2 separate regions of the Homo sapiens genome follow, and region 1 is linked to region 2. Evidence: chromatin loops called from intact Hi-C (ENCODE). Cell type or tissue: endothelial cell of umbilical vein. All regions are shown on one strand.

Region 1 (8,000 bases), 54 kb after region 2:
GTAGTCATTTGTTAAGTAGTAGGAAACTGATGTCCCTTCTTTTCCTAAACAGGCCAGAGATTCTATATCTGTCCAAAGCCTCTCACAAAGGGTGTCTACAACTCCAAATTTCTTCTTCTCCTTTTTTTTTTTTTTTTTTTTTTTTTTTTTGAGGTGGAGTCTCACTCTTGTTGCACAGGCTAGAGTACAATGGCATGATCTTGGCTCATTAAAACCTCTGTCTCCCAGGTTTAAGTGATTCTCCTGCCTCAGCCTCCTGAGTAGCTGGGATTACAGGTGCCCACCACCATGCTTGGCTAATTTTTGTATTTTTAGTGGAGACGGGGTTTCATCATGTTGGCCAGGCTGGTGTCGAACTCCTGACCTCAGGTGATCCACCTGCCTCGGCCTCCCAAAGTGCTTGGATTACAGGTGTGAGCCACGGCGCCCAACCTACAACTCCAAAATTCTGTAGTTATTTCTGGTTAATTTTATAAAAGATAACCTTACTGTACTTTAGCTGTTTTGCTGTAAGTTCCCATAGTAGTAATTTTGCAATGGAAGAACTAGTCCCCAACGTATTCACCACTTATTTGTTCGCTTATCTTTTCACAGTGGCATTTGAGAATGTAAATTATGTTTGTCTTTTTCACAGCTGTATCCTTAGCACAAGTTCAGTGCCTGACATACAGTAGGTATGCCCTATTCCAGCATTTTTTTTAAGTATTAAATCTCCTTGCTTCACTCTTAAGAACACAAACAAGAGAGATGGAACATAGATTTCCTTTTCAAGTTCATAATGACCCAAGAAAAGAAGGTCTAAGTAACAATCCTGTCACTGTTCCCAAGGGCCTTCTCTTATGTCAATAATTTTTGTTAACCTAACTCAGCAGTTATCCCTCTCATGCTATGAAACTGTCTCCTCATTGGTAAAATGAGGGCAAATGAGACAAGAGCAAAATTCTAGACTTCCTGAAAATTGGGCTATGAGATAAGGGAAGGAGTTTGTGAAAGTTTTCATTTAATTTAAAGAAACAAGAGAACATGGTAAGAATTGTACCTGGATGGTTATGCAGCAACAATACTTTTTCAACATGAAACTTAACACACTTTCCAGAAAACTGCAAGTACTATACAGGTGACCCTTGAACAACACAGGTTTGAACTGTATGGGTCCACTTACTGACATTTCATCTTCCTCAGTAGTCTGCAAGGTAGACAGAACTTGGAGCTATTCATCTATAGGTGCCTCAATTTGATTATCTAGATGAGGGTATAACAGCTACAAATTTCCTCTCATATACATTTCCACAGCCCTTATCAGCTAGTCATAGGACTGAGCCCAAATGGAAATCACATTCCAGGAATAGCCCCATATGGCTTATGTGCCAGATAGGCTTGAAATCATCAAGCCATACAAACAGGCAATACTGGCTCACACTAACATTTCCACAGTGTTACTTTTTCTAACTCTTCGTGGCATCAATGGTGTTATACGTGGGTATATTGATATAAACAAATTGTACACATAACATATTGAACTCTTAGTAGTATAGATGATATGACTTATAGAAAATGCTTCAGAACTTCCAGCTTATAGAACCTATATAAAAGCCCATTTTCTCCTTCATTGACACTTAATGCAGACAAAAAGAAGTTAACTGCTTCCCCACTTCTCCAAAATTGTTATGAAGGACATTGAGATACCATGTGTTTATTATTATGAATATATTTAGGTTTAAAAAATTCATGGAGCATCATGGGATTTTCAGCTTTAATCATGAGACTGGCTTTTGCCAGGACCTTACTGAAGAACCCAACAAAACTGCCCAAGCTGATGAAAAACAACTTCTCTGGCAACAAAGCTCTTAATCTTCCAAACCACAAGTTCATAACCAGAAAAATCACAACTTGATTCTATCATAACCAGAAAAATATTTACCCTCAAATTGCTTCAATACTCCGAATTCATCAACAAAGTGTCATGTCAAACGTCTAGTTTTGCTTCCTTTATTAAAGGTTTTCCTGATGTATGAAAAGTCATTTCAATTAAAATGGAAATGAATACCTAATATATATATATTAATTACTCTCTAAAGTCTCACTGCTTCTCCATATAAACTTTAAATTTTTTTTCATAAATTCATCATAAATTTTAAGTAATGGTTATAGAAAATGAGATATTCAACATGATGGGGAAGTAGCACTCTCCTCTATCTTTAACCCTATCAGTTTGAAATTATCAGAAATATTTATATTTATTATAGCTCTTTCTCTAAACTTAGCTTTTATTTTGCAGCAAATAAAGGCACAGTATCATTTTCCTCATACCTAATGTATATCTAGTCTATTCAGCCATAGTCTTTTATTTCATCCTTGCAATGACCGTTTCATTGGAACACCTGAGAAGAAAAGTGACTCACCTCCCAGTGAGATACTATGCCAAGGTTCAAACCACCATTAACACACTGTCCCCATGGCTTTGGAGAGAAAACTAGGTCACAGTGATAATGGAAAGGAAAGAAATCGAGTAGTCAAGTCTGACTTTTCTATCAGCCTCATAGGGCTCTGAGTCAAGGTTTATGCACCAGCACTAAACCTTCTGAGAAAGCAGCTACCCATTCTGAGATGGGACTGCACGTGTTAGATGGGGTCCTTGAATGAGCAGCCACTACTACAATGACAGTGTGCAGCCAGCATCTGGGACAGCTCAGATTCCTTGCTCCATCTGTACACTGAGTCAGACTCAGGTGAAGGAGACCTAAATGATAAAGAAAGTATTCAGGGATGACAGCCAAAGGGAGGGCCAGGTCTCCTGGGAAACTTGGGGTTTAGGCCTTATGAAGACAGGTTCTTATTAACAAGAAGTCATTCTAGTTTCCTTCCTGAAGGAGGAATGTAGATTCAGATACTGACAGATTTTAATTTTCTCAAGATTACTGAGTCTACAGAACCACTTTAATGTGGCTTTTTGCCACATTTATAGCACAGAACAGGTCGGCTGTCCTCTGTTCTCGGATTTCTTTTCCTACTTGGCAATTCCATTTCCTCCTGACTCAAATGTGCTTCCTCTCTTTGGGAAGGCACAGGATGCCACTGACTCAGCACCAGAAGAATGTGTGCTTTGGGTTGTTTCGCCAACCACGGGCATGAGCTGAGTGAAAGAAGGAAGTAAAGGAAGAGGTGGGGCACCCACTGCTGGCTCAGCTTCTACCTCCTTCACTTGCAAGCTGCCTAACCTTGGGCAAATCATGCTGGTGTCTTATACCCTGTGTTTGTAGAAAATGAGAGTGGGGGAGGTGACAACATCTCGCCTTTGAAGCAGAGGTGGTTAATACTATGGGCTTCTGGAAGTCCCTTCCAAGTTAAAGTCCAAAAGTATGAAAGTAGTAATATCTAATATAATTAACTGTCTATTGTGTTCCAAGGTCCTTGTTGATCACCTTACATAAAATATCTCGATTCCTCACAAGATCCTACATGGTGGGTATCACTGGCCACATTTTTCAGAGAAAAACTCTCAGAAGAAAGTTGAATAAATTACAGTGGTTGGGTAAAGCTTTCAGTTCTTGGTGTATATGACTCCCAAATTTGTTTTCTGTCCTTTGTGCAAGGCTGTTCTTAGGTCTATGATATATACTATATGTGATCAATGTTCCCTGTAATTCTTTCAGGTTGACAGTAGCCAGCCATGTTTCATGAACAACAGCCTTTGATGGCTGAGTATGCATGAGAGGAATTTCATGTTGCAATTAAAATTATAATAAGATTAATCAGACACATATTTAATGATATGTATAACAGCTATTGTGCTACACATCATTAGGCAAAAGTGGTAAGCCATTCAAATGAATGAAAATAATTATTTTTACACTGCTGAAGCATGCATGGCTGTAATCAGACAGGAATTGAGATGAGATGAAAAAACTGTTAGAATAAAAATATAAAAATAATTGTTCTATTTATTAAATGTACTGCTAATCTCCAAGCATTATGCTAGGTATTTTATATGTGTTATCTCATTTAATCCCCCTAACAACAATATGAGAAATATATATATATTTTTAACAGATGAGGAAACTGAGGCTCAGGGAAGTTGAGAAAATTTTTCAGGGTTGTTAATCTAGTAGAGATTGGGATGAAATGCCAATATAGGAAATGTCACATAACATCATTTCTCTTATGCACTGTGCCCCTCAGCCACCTCTAAATGGAAGAACCACTCACTCATTCTTCCCTCTCATTTCACCAGGTTTGCTTTTAATAGGATGCACTGCTTTACCTTCAACTAAATTGGTGTTAGAATGCCACTGTTCATTCTGCCTGTATTACTAGTTGTAATATGTAGGTGTTATGGACTGAATGTGTCCAGAAAATTCATATATAGAAGCCCTATCTCCCAACGTGATAGTATTTGGAAGTAGGGCTCTTGGGAGGTAATTGAGTTTAGATTAGGTCCTGAAAGTGGGACCCTCATGATGGGATTACTGCCACTATAAGGAAATGAAGAAACACAAGATCTTCACCCCAGCCCTGCAGCTGTCTATAAGCCAGGAAAAAGGCTCTCACCAGGAACCAGATACGCTGGTATCTTGAACTTGGGCTTCCAGTCTCCAGAACTGTGAGAAATAAATGTCTGTTGTTTAAACCACCCAGGATATGGTATTTTGCTATAGTGTCCTGAGCCGACCAAGACAATGAGTGACTTTCTAATCTCCTGTTCCATAAACAGAACTCCATTAATTTTTTACTAGGAGGGGAAAAAGCGGGGAGGAATGTATTAGTTAGGAAAGGCTAATTTATGCTTAGGATTTTGTAACACACGGATACAAAATTTCAGTGGCTTAGAGTTACAAATTATGTTCCATGTCTATCATTGAGAAATTGAGGTTGGGAAGGCCATCTCTCCCAGCGCTGGACAAATGCTGTTCCCAACGGTTCCCAAATGGAACAGTGCCGGTTATCTTAGCAGAGCAAAGAGAGGACTGCAAAACCTTTGCTCTCTCCTCAATGCTACATGCCAGAGAAAGTGAGGTTCAGGTCAGCCAGAAACCCATTTGGGATCAGCACCCCAGTAGTTCAGCAGACAAGAAGTTTTCTTATTGATTAAAATAGACATCTGGAAATGAATAAAAATTCCAAAGAGAAACTTCACTAGCTTTGCAATTTTTCTTTGAAATCTGCTCTGACTTTACAGGTCAATTCAGGTATCACTTAACATTGTCCATTCTCTCTCCTGTCTCCATCCTTTCTTCACCACCAATGTCTAGGACTCTGAGACTAAGCAGGGAAGAGTGTTGAGATACCCTGATAGGTACATTGTAGTGCTTTGCATGTCCTCATAGACACAAACAGCATTTGTTTACAAAGTGTATTGTTCCCTTAGTGGTGGGGAATATCTATAGATTTGTGGAAACTTCTTGTATCCTAGGATATGCCCAATCACAATGCTTGTCTTGGTAAGACAGAAAACTAAATGGTCTGAAGTAGGGATAAATATTGACTTGGTTAATCTGCTGCATGCATGCACTGATATGAAAAATAAGTACCAAGGGGTTCTGAATTTATTTATGTTTCTAGATAAATAGAATACATATATTGAACTTAATACCAAGAATAAGTAGCAGTGACTAACTTCCTTTCCTGTCAGTCAGTTAAGCAATATTATTGACAATGTATGTACTGAACATTTCACAGTACAGAGGGGGTGGGTCTGAGCCAGGGATCCAAAGGCCCAAGGCATCTACCTCCAATTAGGTGATGTGATATTTCTGGACCTCAATTTCTTAATGCAAACAGTAAGAATGAATGAGATATATCTCAGGTCCTCAGGAACCATAACACAGTATTATCTCTTCTCAGGCTTAAATTACATTGCAAAAGTTTTTGTTAGTTTTGGTAGGTGAAAGCTTCCAGGAAGAGGATGAAGAGGAGGAAGGAAGAAACACTTATGTTCCCAGTCTGATAAAGGATGTCAGGTTTGCGTGAGAAAAATAATAAAGATGGTTTTGGCTTGCAAAGATTCAATGGACTAGAATCCATGCAGTATAAAGGTGGCACTGCAGAGTTAAGATGCTTTAGATTTCCCTAGGGAGTTGGGTCAGATGGACTGTTTTGGCCTCAACTTCTTTACTCCTTCCTTTGATGCATTTCTTTTGTCTAGGGAGGATGATTTAAAGAGTAGTTACTGATAGAGACAGAGTCACTAAAAGCTACTGGGAACAGGCTCTCCCAGCATTAGTAAGGTTTTACAATTCTAGTGCTGAAAAGGAATCTTTTCTATTTGAGCCTAGGTCCATGACACCAGCTGACATATCTCTCTTTGCCTTTCTCCTGCCTGCTTTATTCTAAGTTCACTCCTTTTCTTGTACCTCTGCCTCCGAATTTCCAGTACAAAGCTCTTTCTGATAATTATGTTTGCACTCCTCTGTGCCACTACTGTGACCCAACAATGAAGTGTGACCATTCTGACTTCCAGATTGCCAGCTCAAAATATCAATTCTGTTGATCTGTTTTTTCTTCTACGCTCAGAAGACCTGGAACCATGGTAGGAAGTGGGACAGGGAGCATTTGGACAAGCTGTTCAAGAACTGATCATGCTCATGTGTATGGGAAAACAGATGGAGGAAGAGAAATTCCTGAAGAGCACAAGACTGGTGGGGCAAGGAACAAGCCTACTGAGATGAGTTGCAGATTTGAAGATGGGAGAAATGGTTTCGTTGTCTACCATGTAAAAACTCATTTATGCAAGATGCTTGATATCTGAATTTCAATTTCTTCATTATCAAAATGAATATTAAAAATACTCTACTTCTTAGAGTTGTCAAAAAGATACGGAGATGTGAATAATTTGAAATTATTATCTATATGTAAAGTATTACTATATTTACTATCCTTATCAAATATTTATCCTACTGTCTAACACATTAAATGGACAAAATAGAACATTTGAAGGGTGTAGATCTTGAAAGTTTAATTTTACATAAAAAAGGCCAGAAACCTTTCCTAAGAAAAATGTACATATTGCAAAATGTAGCATATGATTTCAATGGGGCCCACAAACCTTTGAAGGCTAGCTGTGGATCTTCAGAGTGAAACAAAACAAAGTAAAATGCCCTAAGATATGAAAAGCTTACCTTTAAGTAGAAATATTCTGGGTACTTTTCTTCTTTTAAATTATCAACTTTATTGTATGATTTGTTCTATAGATTATCTATTTATTGTTCATTTCTAAACCTTAGGATTCCGAAATCTTCAGCAAAATAAATTACTCAACAGGTAACTAATAGTGTGGCTGAAGGAGGGACAGGAGTTGTTTTGATTATTTCATTTGTTTCTATGAGACCTGTTTGGAAAGCTAGGCTGGCAGAAGCACAGCATTTTTACAGATACCCCATCAACTAAAAATGCATATGTATAGAAAAAGAGAGATCACTGATATTATATATATAATACACATGCATGCATGCATATATACACATAATGTATACATATGAACATATATGCATGTGTATACATATAGATATATGAAATATAGATCTATATCTACATTATATATTATGTATTAGGAAATACAGATGTATAAAATGAAAGTATTTTAGTAAATGGCTGAATCTAGAATTCCCAAGTAAAGCTGTAATTGTCACTTCCCTCTTTATTCTGTGCAGATACTAAGGAACCATTATCAAAGGGCCAGTAATCCTTTGGCCATTTTTTTATTTTTCATTTTCTAAGGATAGCTTGTTTTGTAAGTTTCCTCTATGTTATTGGCATTATGTTACTGGAAAGCTTTTAATTCAATAAATATTTGGCAAGTATATATTGTGCCAAGAATAGAGATATTAATTTTTAGAAAGACTCAAGCATGAGACATAAACGTTTGAAAGAATGAGTCGTACTTTGGAAAGTACAATATAACAAGAGCAGTGCCTACTTTGTTTGTGCAAAAAAGGAGGTAATTAACATTACCTGAGAGGGATCAAGAGATGGCTTTTCAGAAGGTGACCTGCAACATCGATATC
Region 2 (8,000 bases):
AAAGAAATGCCAAATACCAATTAACAAGCTAAACCTGATTCACACGTAAACAAGCTTGGGCTTGTATTTTTATGAAAAGTACTGACAAAATTAGTTTTGAAAATATTTAACTCCTATTGATTTAATTTTTAGATGTCTCATTACTAAGGCCTTCTTGTCCCTCCTATAAATCTGGTATCTGGACTCACTTTTCTCAGAAGAGGTATGGTTTTCTTCTTTGAGAGAAAAACAAAAGCATAAGTGGCTTTAGTTAAGCATCACTATCCAGCCCATTATTTTATCATAGCTGTGGTAATTAATACAGACTAATCTGCTTCTCTTCATGGTTCACACTTAACCATTTTTGTATTTTATTTGTTCATCAAATATATTTCCACAAAATACAGTTTGATTTGGATTTATTTGCCACCAATTTGAGAAATCAGTGTCATTCTTCACTGCTGTGAAATAGTATGTGAATAACTCATTTTCAGCTTTAAAATGCATCAGTGAGTCATGGAGGCTCATAAGAACCCTTTGACATAGTTTCCTGGAGAATTCTGAAAAATTTCATGTCTATTCTGAAGTGGCAACCTAAATCACTATTTCTTTTCGAGAAGTGCTTCCCAAACTTTAGTGTACATAAGAATCATCTGAGAGCTTGTTGAAATGCAGATTCCTGGGCCCTGCTTCTTGAGGTTCTGGTTCAGGAAATGTCGTGTGGTGCCTGAGATTTTTACATTTCCCAGATCAAGCTGAGGGATCTACTACCCTGGTACAGCTTCTGCCTCAGTCTCCTGGAAACACTGTTCACATGTCCTTTTTTTTTGTTTTTGTTTCTGTTTATTTTTTTGAGACAGAGTCTCCCTCTGTCACCCAGGCTGGAGTGCAGTGGTGTGATCTCAGCTCACTGCAAGCTCCACCTCCTGGGTTCACACCATTCTCCTGCCTCAGCCTCCCAAGTAGCTGGGACTACAGGTGCCTGCCACCATGCCTGACTAATTTTTTGTATTTTTAATAGAGACGGGGTTTCACCGTGTTAGCCAGGATGGTCTCGATCTCCTGACCTCGTGATCCGCCTGGGCCTCCCAAAGTGCTGGGATTACAGGCGTGAGCCACTGTGCCCAGACAACCACATGTCCTTTTAAACATACACAATACATGGATACGAAGTTCCAACCTTGCACATAGTAAAAAGGGATATTTTGCCATTTCACTGTCATCATTAACTATGTTACATAAAATAGATGTTCAGGAAATGATAGCGCGGTAGTTTCTATCACATGCATCACATGTTGATCCCTTCCCTCTGTAATTATGCCCAACTGAAAAGTTGTGCATTTGTACAAGAGAAAGCAATGACTTGTGCAGGAAACAAACTACTATAGAGCTTCATCGGTATTAAAATGTACATGTGTTTGTGAATTCTCATTATTAACTATAACTGTCCACAAAGCTCCAGTGACTCAGCTCTTCATCTCTAACATTTTGCAGACTGAATTGTTAGGTCTGTGGACAGACCTTTGGAGGATATAAGACAGCACGAATAAATAGTTAATATAGTATAAAATATAAATTATCTGTAGGCCAATTAAGGTCATGAACATTTTAGGGAGAAGGGCTTTAGGAGCCATGGCTTTAAGAACACCTCATATATCCTACGAAATGGTGATAGACAGCAATCAATTCGCTTGTAATCTAGCAAGGTATTAAGAAGTTTGAGCTTTCTGAAAGAGCTGAATGATAAGAGAGGTTTGACTAATGTTGGGAAAAGAAGCATGTCTTTTGCTTTGGAAAAAGAACCAAATTATTATGATCATTCTCCATTTATCAGTAAAATATTTTTTAGCACACACATGCTAATATATGCATATTTACTTATTTCTAAGTATTTATGCTCATCATTATAATCTATACATACTTTATACATAAATATTTCAAACGACACACTACAATATACATTTGGAAAATTGAGATAAAGATTAAATTTAAAAATTTGTCTTACCAATATCTGCATATTATCATTAATTCAAAGCAAAAAGCATAATTTACAGTTAAAGAAAGGGTTATCATTAACAATATTAAATGTGAATCCATTATTTAAGTGGACTTACTGATAATTTTAACTTTTTGGAAGAAAATGTGTCAATATAAATAGATAACATTTTCTTTAGTCTCCTAATGTGGCTTAATGCCCATAGTAGAAGTAGGGTAAATATTAGCTGTGCATTTTTTTGTTCTCTGCCTGTTCTTGTATTATTATATTACATTCAAGTGGTGGTTTCTTTGCTGGAATCTTTTTAAGCTTTCCATCTAAACCCTAGTTGGATATTTTCTCTTTTTCCTTCAACTTTCTTAGCACTCTTGATATGTGTATCATTTCTTTAGTCAATGATCAGTTACAATCTATAGATTCTTGGTTATCTATTTTTTTTTTTTTTTTTTTGAGACAGAGTCTCGCTCTGTCGCCCAGGTTAGAGTGCAGTGGCGCGATCTCAGCTCACTGCAAGCTCCGCCTTCCGGGTTCACGTCATTCTCCTGCCTCAGCCTCCCGAGTAGGTGGGACTAAAAGCGCCTGCCACTACGCCTGGCTCTTTTTTTTTTTTTTTTTTTTTTTGGTATTTTTAGTAGAGATGGGTTTTCACCGTGTTAGCCAGGATGGTCTCGATCTCCTGACCTTGTGATCCGCCCGCCTAAAGTGCTGGGATTACAGGCGTGAGCCACCGCGCCTGGCCAGATTATTGGTTATCTATTACTCCTTGCAATTTCATTACCGAGTGCCCAATCTTATCCATAGCAAATGCTTAACAAATATATATTAACTAATAAGTAATAGAGAGAGGAAGAACAATTTTCATATAAATGCATAATAAGAGACAAAAGAAGCTTTTCATTTTTAGTTAGGAATTAAATCTATCATGTTTTTTCTTTTTTAAAAAAGGCTTTAATTTTAATTAATTTTCAGCAATAATATAATAAAAGATTGTTTTTCTGTGAAACTTCATGCCATGCCAACAGGATGATGACTCATACGCCACTAGAAATCTGACACATCACATTACTTTCACTTATTTTTATAGCATGTAAATTGTCTCACATCCGATAAGTCGGCAACAGAAGAACTCCCTGGAGATGGACTAAAATAATTCAGGAGGAGCAAGTGTCTTTAAATCTAAAAAATATTCAGAAAATATCTGCTTTGAATGTAATAGAAAGAGGGTAATAAATGTACATTACTGAGTCTCTTTTACTAGTGTTACAATATATAAGCACATCTATAATTCTGGCATTTCATAAAAGCATTGATTTTTAAAGTAAACGTATTGATATTAGTTTTAGCAATAGAAAATGACAACTATTTCACAGTAACATCTACAACTTCACAAGCTGGGAAACTTCCCTAAAATGTATTTATTTTAAATTGAAAAAAATCTAAAATTACGTATACTGACTCATTTGAAAAATAGCAATAGAATCAATGAATTCAGAGCAACAAAGCTAAATTTGGCAAAAATATTTGTTAAAAAATCAGAAGACAGATTTTATACACACTCATAACCCCTTCTCCTTTGAAGAGTCTTATATTGTGAATGATTGGTTTTGCAGGTTTATTATACAATCTTCTGTTAAAATAAAGTTAACAAAAATTTATTTTTCATTCAAAAGTTAATTTAGACATGACAAACCTAAAATCCTCCAAAAATGTCTTGTGATAGTTTTGTTGACAACAGCCTGGGACTTTCTGTACTTTTTGAACTTTACCCCCCTGTATGGGAGGAAGTCAAATAGCCACAGGTATCCCTTAGAAGTTTTAATGAGGTCCATTTATTTTTATTTCCCTTCTATTCTTAGGTATTTTCCATTGTTAGCAGGTCTGTGGACAAAAGCATTTAGTTAGGCATGAGCTTCTAAATCCAATTTATCTTTCGTTTGGAAAAAAATAGAAAGAACTTGTACTTTTTATTTTTATGCCATGCATAAAGAACCAACACACCAAACTCATGAAAACCCAAATTACTGATACAAGTTGAGAGTAAAATGTGGCTAATTTTTTTTTTTTTCTCCCAGATAGCAACCACTACCAGTGTTGAACACAGGGGTGCAAATGAGACCACATTGTCTCGGACATCTGCTGCTGTATTGGTATGGGAGCATGACTCAGAGGAAGAAATGAATAAAGTGTTTATACCCAAAGGGATTATAAATATTCTGGAATATAAAGACTGATAGAAGATTACCAAAGGGCTCACTTAACAAAGTGTGGAAATTTAACTCCATAACTACATGTAATAGCTGATCATAAAACAGTAATACATTACGGCACATATTAAGATTCTAGAGTCCTTTTTAACCCTTAACATCCCTAATTCTCCCAGACAAAATGTGGCAAACTCCCTGAAATTTTTAACAATACCATGTGTGAGTCAATTGAGAAAGAATTCCTAATAGAGGTTAAAACCACAATAGCCTCTGAGCATGCTAGGAGGGAAAATAGGTAGACATTAAATTTAAAAACATATTTCCTGCCCTTTCAGATAGGGGATATGTTGTGATATGGACATAGACACACATACACCATAAAGTCTAAAACTGTGCTATTACATAAGGTGACATATCAGGGCAGATAATATATTTATTTTTAAACCTTCAGTGTTAATCAGCTTAACTGACCAACAACAATTATACCTCTCCTAGAGACAATCATTTTTACAGTCAAGGCATATTTAAATGCCAGAATAAATACCCACATTCACATGTACACACTAGAGGAAAAAATAAAGTCTTTTAGGAAAATAAAAGATAAAAATGTGAGGAAAGGGTTTATAGTAGATAATTCTAGCATATTATCATTCCTGCTTTAAGTGGTGTGATCTTTGAAACTCATTTAATCCTGGAAACACTTTAGAGAGCTTCAAAACCTATTTTGGAATTTGCCTAACTCAGAAGAAGGCAAAATATCATATAATCAAAGAAAAGATTTTTGCTGTGGTAAAACATAGATAAAATTAAAAACCATAACAAGTGGTCTGATAGATTAGCATTTCAGCTGCCATCAACACAGCACAAAATTTCCTATAGTCAAGTGAAACTCCTTGTGGGATATATATGAGTACCAAGGAACTTCCAGTCCACACAAAGAGAATCACTTCTGTAGAATCTTTGGATGATAAGGCTAAGGGGAAGGCATGCTGAGGCAAACAGAATCCAAGACAGAGAGAGCTTGGTTCTTACAGCGATCTATAATTGGTGATACGCACAGGGTGGTCTCTGGGCCAACAGCATTAACATTGCCTCGTGTGGCAGGCAGAATAATGGCTCCACAAAAATATCCACAATTGATTCCTGGAAACTTGTGAATATGTTACCTTACATGGCAAACGGGACTTTGCCGATGTGATTATATTAAGGGTCTTGAGAGGGAAAGAGCATCTTGAATTATCCAGATGAGTCCATTGTAAGCACAAGAGTCTTTATAAGTGAAAGACAAAGGCAGGAGAGTCAGGGGTCAGAGTCAGAAAGATATTAATATTTGAAGATGCTACTTTGATGAAGACACTTTGAAGACAGTGGAAGGAAGCATGAGCCAAAGAATGCAGACAGTGTCTAGAAGCTGGAAGAGGCATGGAGACTGATATGGTATGGCTGTGTCCACACCCAAATCTCTTCTGGAGTTCCCATGTGTTGTAGAAGGGACCTGGTGGGAGGTAAATGAATCACGGGAGCAAGTCTTTCTCATGCTGTTCTTGAGATGGTACATAGGTCTCATAAGATCTGATGGTTTTAAAAAGAGAAGTTCCCTTGTATAAGCTCTTTCTTTGCCTGCTGCCATTCATGTAAGAGATGACTTGCTTTTTCTTGCCCTCACTCATGATTGTGAGGCTTCTCCAGCCATGTGGAAATGTAAGTCCAATTAAACCTCTTTCTTTTGTAATTTGCCCAGTCTTGGGTATGTCTTTATCAGCAGCATGAAAATGGACTAATACAGAGACAAAGTCTCCCCTAGAGCACCCAGAAAGAGAACACCTTTATTTTGGTCCAGGCAGACCTGTTTCTGACTTCTGATCTCCAGAATCATACGATAATAAATTTGTGTTGTTTCAATCACTTAATTTTGGGTAATTTGTCAGGGCAGCAATAGGAAACTAATACATCTATGAACTTTTTAGAACTATGAATTCCCAGGAACTACTCAAGACTTGATGAATCAAAAACCTAGAGGAAAGGAGCAGAAAACTATTTTTAACAAGCCTTTCAAGTGATGCTGATGCACATGAAATGTTGAGAACTACTGCTCTATCTCAATTCCTCTTCTTCTACACTGAATTTTGCTTAAATATACAGTACACAATATGCATTTTTTGGACCATGCCATACTGAAGAAATTAATTACAAAATGAATAAAATTAAAATTAAAAGACCTATATCAGTTATCTATTTTTGTGTAATAAATTAGCACAAACTTAGCAGCTTAAAACATTTATTCCACAGTTTCTGTGGATCAGGAATTTGTGCAAAAATCAGCTGGTTGGCCAGTTTCTGTGGATCAGGAATTTGTGCAAAAATCAGCTGGTCAGGAGTTTGAGACTTGCCTGACCAACATGGTGAAACCCTATCTCAAGTAAAAATACAAAATTAGCTGGATGTGGTGGCACATGCCTGTAATCCTAGCTACTCGGGAGGCTGAGGCAGGAGAATCACTTGAACCCAGGAGGTGGAGGTTACAGTGAGCCAGGATCACACCACTGCACACCAACCTAGGCAACAATAGCGAAACTCTGTCTCAAAAAAAAAAAAAAAAAAAAAAAAAAAAGCACCTGGGTCCTTTGTTTCAAGGTCTCTCACAAGGCTGCAATCAGAGTATCAGCCAGGGCTGGGGCTCATCTGAAGGCTCAACTGGGTAAATATCCACTTTGTGCTTACTTACAAGAAGTCTGCAAAACTTCAGTTCCTCAAGTGCTCTGGGACCAAGGGCCTCAGTTCCTAGGAGGCTATTGGCCAGAAGCCTCATTTTCTTGCCACATGGCAAGATATTTACCCTTTTTGGTAAATATGACAGCCAGGATAAAGAAGAATCTTTTATAGACTACCAAGCTATTAACCATAGACTATAGCTATCAAGATGAAAGTTAGTTTCTTCTAAACTAATCACAGAAGAGAAATCCCATTCTATTCTATCCCATCTCACTCTTTTCTATTGGTTAGAAGCAAGTCACTGAGCTAGCCCACACTTGAGGGGAGGGGATTACACAAGAGTAAGAATACTAGGAGCGCCGGGCACGGTGGCTCACACCTGTAATCCCAGCACTTTGGGAGGCCGAGGTGGGTAGATCATGAGGTCAGGAGATCGAGACCATCCTGGCTAACATGGTGAAACTCCTTCTCTACTAAAAATACAAAAAATTAGCCAGGCATGGTGATGGACGCCTGTAGTCCCAACTACTTGGGAGGCTGAGGCAGGAGAATGGCGTGAACCCGGGAGGCGGAGCTTGTAGTGAGCCAAGATGGCACCACTGCACTCCAGCCTGGGTGACAGAGTGAGACACCATCTCAAAAAAAAAAAAAGAATACCAGGAGTTGGAAACTATTAGAGGCCATGAGAGAATTTGCTTGCTACAGGCCCCAAAATAGTTAAGAACATGTTACAACCAAATAGAATATTTTAATATTTTATTTTTCCTATATTATTTTTCCTGAATTTATACATTCTTTTAGAAAATTTATGTCAGAAAACAGATTCCTACAGCTCTTTCAGCAACTACATTTCTCTTCTTACTCAGATTTTCCCAGAGGACTTAGACTCTAAAGCCATCCCCCAAGATACTATTTCATTCAAGTCTGTTCGTGTGTCTTTGGCATGAAATCTACCTGACATTAAATATATTACAAATAAATTTAAGAATTATGACCATAAATTGAATGATTCTCATGTCAAAGTGTTGTACAAATTAAAATTATTAACATAAAATTTACAGAAAGTAATCCAGGAATACTACATTCAGAATCACATTAAGCAATAACAA

The links. Hi-C counts contacts between places; a loop is a spot of excess contacts. Peaks named below come from ENCODE experiments on the same cell type or tissue, not always from the same donor. Only the 100,000 strongest peaks of a DNase experiment are listed, where the experiment ranks them.
Region 1: a loop joins it to region 2, with 7 times the contacts of the local background. A loop is called at or near these places in 4 of 110 quality-filtered maps.

Annotation. Positions count from the first base shown.
Region 1 is chr2:146,871,412-146,879,411 of GRCh38, forward strand. It overlaps LINC01911 (long intergenic non-protein coding RNA 1911), which reads left to right. Exons shown (of 7, transcript NR_187170.1): 7 at 6,511-6,809. Among named protein-coding and RNA genes, the nearest start is that of LINC01911, 38 kb to the left of the region's middle. In endothelial cell of umbilical vein, no CTCF peak of the experiment used is centred here; a DNase peak (open chromatin) is centred at 3,080; H3K27ac peaks cover 1,479 bases.
Region 2 is chr2:146,817,839-146,825,838 of GRCh38, forward strand. No RefSeq gene overlaps it. Among named protein-coding and RNA genes, the nearest start is that of LINC01911, 16 kb to the right of the region's middle. RefSeq lists an enhancer at 3,505-4,116. In endothelial cell of umbilical vein, CTCF peaks have their summits at 4,070 and 4,269; DNase peaks (open chromatin) are centred at 3,043 and 4,143; H3K27ac peaks cover 3,021 bases.